Regions from separate parts of the Homo sapiens genome. Here region 1 is linked to region 2. Evidence: chromatin contacts called from ENCODE Hi-C or POLR2A ChIA-PET data. All regions are on one chromosome and are shown on one strand. The core of a region is the stretch at or near the end of the contact, and the rest is flanking DNA. Distances in the headings are between cores, read along the strand shown.

Region 1 (2,971 bases), core at 92-2,591, 780 kb after region 2:
TGTATTGCATCAAATAGGATTTTAAAAATCCTGTATTGGGAATTGGAAAAGCTATAAAAGTCAGACTATATATGTGCTTTTTTTCCTTTGAATTCCAGCTTTAAAATGTTAACTTTAGTTCTAGGTGAATTCAGCATTTTAATGGTCTTCCTGGGAGTAGTCTTTCAGGCCTTTTTTGTTTATGAAACAGAGAAACATTTTTCGTTTTAAAGAAAGCCAACTTCTTATGTTCCCAAAGTCTGACTTTTTCCAGGGGTACCGCTTTAGGGGTATGTGATTATTCAGCCTCTTTCCTCTAAAAGTAGGCTTGGTATATGAAGTTAGCCAATGAAGAACATTAAGATTTTTTTTTTTTTTTTGAGACCAGGCTGGCATTCAGTGGTGCGATCTCAGCTCACTGCAACCTCCGCCTCCTGAGTTCCAGTGATTGTCTTGCCTTAGCCTCCCGAGTAGCTGGGATTACAGGTGCACACCACCATGCCTGGCTAATTTTTGTATTTTTGGTAGAGACAGGGTTTCACCCTGTTTGCCAGCTGGTCTTGAACTCCTGACCTCAAGTGATCTGCCTGCCTCAGCCTCCCAAAGTGCAGGGATTACAGGTGTGAGCCACCGTGCCCAGCTGAAAATTAAGATTTTTATTCTCTTCTCTTATGATCCCATCAATCATTGTCTTTTCTCCTCGATGTGTGTTGGTTAGTAGCTGTCTTGCCTACTGTTCTGTGGCCAACTGTAAAAAGAGTGCCATCACCGGGCACGGTGGCTCACGCCTGTAATCCCAGCACTTTGGGAGGCTGCGGTGGGCGGATCACAAGGTCAGGAGATGGAGACCATCTGGCCAACATGATGAAACCTCGTCTCTGCTAAAATATAAAAAATTAGCCGGGCATGGTGGTGTGCACCTGTAGTCCCAGCTACTCAGGAGGCTGAGGCAGGGGAATTGCTTGAACCCGGGAGGCAGAGATTGCAGTGAGCCAAGATCACACCACTGCACTCCAGCCTGACAACAGAGTGAGACTCTGTCTCAAAAAAAAAAAAAAAGGGTGTTATCTTCATGATTTTCTCACTTCTGGTGTGAACCTGACTCTTCCATTATCTCAGGATGGGAAGCTCCATAATTTGTTAATAGTGAAATGACTAGAATATACTATTAGAAATGGTTTTCCAAAATCAAACTTATTTATCAGTTTTGTTGGAATGTCTTGAACAATGAAGCTTCAGAATTGTGATTTTTATTTCTATATTTCTTTCTGACTTCTCACTTGTATTCCTATTTATATTTTGCATGTTTGTTTTCCTGATTTCTGATTTGGATTCCAGTGAGGTCGTAAGAGCTAATGTAGTACAAGGGTTGAGTTCAAACCAGCAGGTGCTATGAGTCATTTGCTCCTTTGCTGGGGCAGCCAGTGTGCTGCTGTTAAGTGTGGCTGTGTCTCAGTGAGCTCTCAGGAAAGATCCATTTAATCCAATTGTGACAGAGGGGAGATGAGAGCATGGTTCTGAGAGAAAAAGTTTACAATCTCATAGGCAAAGACTTCTTGGATACATAAAAGGATTCTAACTGTGTTTAACGTAATATAGGCTTTTCCATTGTATTTTAATAGTTATCAACAATATATTAATATTTACTTAGTCATGCATTTATTTATATATTTAATTGTAAACACAATTAACAATCTTTTTTTCTCAGATACAATAGTTAATGAGTTTATAATTGAGTTCTTGAGAGAATAGCGTTTTCTTTTTCTTTTTTTTTTTTTTTTTGTGTGACGGAGTCTCACTCTGTCCCCCAGCCTGGAGTGCAGTGGCACGATCTCGGCCTACTTCAGCCTCTGCCTCCTGGGTTCAAGTGATTCCCCTGCCTCAGCCTCCCAAGTAGCTAGGATTACAGGCGCCCACCACCACACCCGGCTAATTTTTTGTATTTTTAATAGAGGTGGGGTTTCACCATGTTGGCCAGGCCGGTCTCAAACTCCTGACCTCAGGTGATCCGCCCGCCTTGGCCTTCCAAAGTGCTGGGATTAAAGGCGTGAGCCACCGTGCCTGGCGAGAGTAGCATTTTCTTGACCATAACTAAATACAGATTTCAATAAGCATAAGCAAATTATGTCAAAAATATGTCCAGTTTACTGGCATTTACTGAAAAGGATAAACATAGAGAGACAGTCTTCTTTTGACAGTAGAAGATATTTCCATGCCAGGTAAAGTGAGAGGCATCTTAACAGTGAGAAGAGTGTCCATGTTCCCTGTGGTCAGTGGCCACCAGTGTTGACATTTCCTGTGTTATGCTGCCAAGTTGATGATGGCTTGTAGGTTATGTGTATCTAAAACTTCTGTCTGATTAGTCTTCTTATCCTTTTCTGTGTATAGTCATGCACTGCAAAACGACATTGGAGACTGGGCCTGGTGGCTCACGCCGGTAATCCCAGCACTTTGGGAGGCCGAGGCGGGTGGATCACGACATCAGGAGATCGAGACCATCCTGGCTAAGACGGTGAAACCCTGTCTCTACTAAAAATACCAAAAATTAGTCGGGCATGGTGGCGGGCGCCTGTAGTCCCAGCTACTGGGGAGGCTGAGGCAGGAGAATGGCGTGAACCCGGGAGGCGGAGCTTGTAGTGAGCCGAGATCACTGCCCTCCAGCCTGGGCGACAGAGCAAGACTCCGTCTCAAAAAAAAAAAAAAAAAAAAAAACAAAAACGACATTGCAGTCAACCATAACCTGCATATATGGATGGTCCCATAAGATTATAGTATCGTATACTGTACCTTTTCTATGTTTAGATATGCCAATATTTACCATTGTTTTACAGTTGCCTATACTATTTGTTACAGGAACATGTTGTACAGGTGTGTAGCCTCGGAGCAATAGGACATACCATATGTCCTAGATATGTAGTAGGCTGTACCATCTCAGTTTGTGTAAGTACACTGTGATGCCTGCATAATGATGAAATTGCCTAAGGATGCATTT
Region 2 (3,079 bases), core at 7-2,506:
GGTAAGGGTCAGCTGCATTGTGTGTGGGGCGGGGGGTTCCTGGGGCAACTTGTCCCTAACAGGGTCAGGATTAGTTCTATCTGGTTCTCTATTTGCTGTCCATCTGTAAATGCTGAGAATGGCAGAGGGAGGCCAAGTGTAGATAATCAGGTTTTAGCTTTTTTGGATTTTCCTACTTCTCCTGTACAGGAAATAACTTATTGTCTAAACCCCATACTATCCCATTAAATGTCAGGAGTGCTGTCTTAGGCCTGAATTAGCTCATGACGTTACGTACTGGAAGTCCCAGGAGGAATGCCCAGCAAGTGGAATCCAAGACGTTCTCGCCTTCTCGGGGACAGGGCCATCACCAGGATTCGGAAAGGAACAGGGAGGTTCGGTTTGTGTTCCAGTTCTGAGCCCTTTACCTCATCCCTCGAGAAGCTGGCCTTTGCACCCCGCAGCCGGTGCTGCCCAGCCGACCACGCCATGCACGGGAGGCGACTGGGACCCCACTTGCCTGGCAGCCCGGCCGGAGACCCAGCTGCCTGGGAGGGTCCGAAGATAATGCCAGGCAGCCCTGGCGGGCCGGGAAGACCCTCTGTCCCTCCCGTTTCCCAGTTCTTGAATTAGGGGAGCCTTGGACTGGCTGGCGGCGCAGGAAAGTGCAGGAGGGCGGATGTGGGACCTGCTGCCGCCCAGGGAGACGGTGCTCTGTTCTTTGGAACCAGGGAAACCGTCCTCCAGCCCACTTGCCCCAGGGGGGAGCAGGAAGATCCTCTCCGGGCAGAGATGATGGGGAACCCGTGCAGCCAGAGGGTCTCCCTGGCAAAGGTCGGGGGAGGGGGCGGCCGTAACGGCCCCGGGCGCTCCGGCACGGAGAAGCCAAGGGGGTTCTCCAAGCAGCCTCCACCCACCAGCCTCGCCAGGAGAGCGTGGATACCCGAGCGGCCCCAAGCGAGTCCCCGGGGACTGGAGGGCCGAGGGGCAGCGCCCGGAACAAAGGCCCGCAGAGGGGTCCTGGAGACAGCGGCTCCCCGGGGGCGGCTCCCCTCTCTCCCCTCTCTCCCCTCCTCTCCTCTCCCGCCAGCTCCTCCTTCTCCTCCCCTTCCTCCCCCAGAGGCCCGGCCGGCTCGCGGCCCGAGCAGCGCCAACTTCGCCAACGGTTCCCAAGTTGCCGGGCGCGCAGGGGTGGGAGCTGGGTGGGGTGAGGAAGAGGAGGAGGAGGAGGAGAAGGGCTCCCGGACGCCTTGGACGCGGTTCAGGAATCCGCCGCCGCTAGCCGGCTCGGGCCTGAGCGGGGAGGGCGCCAGGCAGGACCTCTCGCAGGCTCGCTGCGCAGGACGGCGCCCGCCTGGCGCCGCTTCCCTTCCAGCGTGCCGACCGGCCCCGCAGCGCCTCCATCCCTCCGGCCCGCCCCGGAGAAGACGCACAGCTCGGGCCGCGCGGGCGCCGGGGCCGCGGAACCGCTTCTGCCGGGATCTTCCAGGAGGAAAGCGAAGTTGCGAGCGGATGCTGCCCGCGCCGGACCCCAGCCGCGGAGGGTCGGGGCCGCCGGTGGAGTCTCGGCGGCCGGGGTAAGTGGGGCGCCGGCGTCCTGGAACCGCCGCCCAGCCCGGGGGAGGCCGCCCAGCCGGGAGCCCCCGCCTTCCGCGTCCAGGCGCGCGCGCCAGACTTTGGAGGGAGAAGGGGGCGAAGCGGACGGTGGGAGGTGGAGTTCCCAGCTCGGGGAAAAGCCCAGGCAGGCACCCACAACCCGCTGCAACCGGATCACACCTGCCAGGTACACACAGCTCATCGCCACTCATACCCCGCACACGGCGCAGGCTGATCTGCGCACACCCACACCGGCCAGGCACATGCCACACACCGAAATGCACATTCCTGGGAGCGCGGGGGATTTGGCCTCTACAGCAGGCACGTCCTCACACCCCTCCGTCACATCCACGGCCTTTGTCTGCTGCCCCCGCAGCCCCCAAGGAGAGGGAGCCCCCAAAGCGCAGCGGGCAGGAGAGAGGCTGCCTGGGTTTTGAAAACTTGTGGCCAGAACCCCGAGACCAAGGGGAGCAGATGTTGCAGTCGGTTCTCGGAGTTCTGCAGGAGCGAATTTGGTGTGGAAACTCGGTGTCTGGGTGATGTGTGAGTGTGCGAAGCCCTTCCGGAGGCGAGGCCCGGAGAGAGGAGGGAGTGATTCATAAACTCAGAGCCGGCGTGCCAGGGTCTGTGAGCAGCGTGGAAGAGGCTGGCAGGCCGTTGCTGCGCTAGACAGAAGGGTAGTGGCCGTGACAGTCTTCCAGGGAAGCAGGGACCCTTCCCCCCAGCGGATGTGCTTCCTCCAGGGACTTCCAAGGGAACCGGGTGAGCAGATTCCAGTCCTGGGTGTGGACGGGGTAAGGGGAGGTGGGGGGATTTAAGCCTAAAAGGTTAGGGAGAAACCAAGGCAGGCCTGACGCCTTCATTATTTTCCTTGCACCTGAAGTTGTGTTTGGTTTCTGATGCGTGGTGTTGCTGGGCCCCAGGATGTACGGGGGATTGTCCTGGGCCTAGCATAGTGCCTGGCACAGTGGGCACTCAGTCAGTACTTGCTTGATGAATAATGACACCGGTAATTATCATTCATTATGGACTCACTGTGCGGCAAGGCCAGTGGGCCTCTGCTGGGTTGAAATTGATTTTCCAGCAGAGAAGGGGGCCTGAGTAGCTCCTAGGAGCCCTGCCTGATCTGCTTGGGCCAGTGGCCCAGGCACTGTGTGTTCCACTGTGTCCCGTGGGCTGGCCTTGGGAGACTGGAGCTCATCATTGGCCTCTGCCCCTCTAAGAGGGCAGCAGGAAAAGCTTCATTTCTGTATCTGGCTAAGATGGGGTTGATGTGGGTTTTGGTAGATGGCAGGCTGTTTGGCAGATTCTGTGGGGTCTCAATTGAAGAATAACTTTAGATCTGCAGCAGAGAGAGGGGTTGGTTCCATCAACCCTCCCATCTCCTGGCTGCTGGAGAAGAGGGGTGGGTAAGTGGAGAAAGAGATGGGCCGTGCTGCTGGGCATGTGCTGGGGGTAGGAGGAACATGGGAACATGTAGAATTTGGGGGCAGCCGTTTTTCTT

Evidence for each region. Hi-C counts contacts between places; a loop is a spot of excess contacts on that map. ChIA-PET counts read pairs that join two places held with the same protein, here RNA polymerase II (POLR2A).
Region 1: a loop to region 2 is called in a map of posterior vena cava, with 5 times the contacts of the local background. The contact joins the enhancer-like site here to the promoter of CHST3 in region 2. A Hi-C loop is called at or near these places in 1 of 168 maps with a recorded cell type or tissue (posterior vena cava). POLR2A ChIA-PET finds 5 or more read pairs at or near these places in 1 of 52 experiments (PC-9).

The regions. Positions count from the first base shown.
Region 1 is chr10:72,739,355-72,742,325 of GRCh38, forward strand. The region is part of intron 1 of MCU (mitochondrial calcium uniporter); the gene reads left to right. Among named protein-coding and RNA genes, the nearest start is that of MIR4676, 20 kb to the left of the region's middle. Within about 2 kb of position 1,342, at least 6 of the 41 ENCODE cell types and tissues checked have a DNase peak (open chromatin) inside an H3K27ac peak, as active enhancers do; they include PC-9, where a contact is called at or near this core.
Region 2 is chr10:71,963,139-71,966,217 of GRCh38, forward strand. It overlaps CHST3 (carbohydrate sulfotransferase 3), which reads left to right and starts at 1,257. Exons shown (of 3, transcript NM_004273.5): 1 at 1,257-1,556.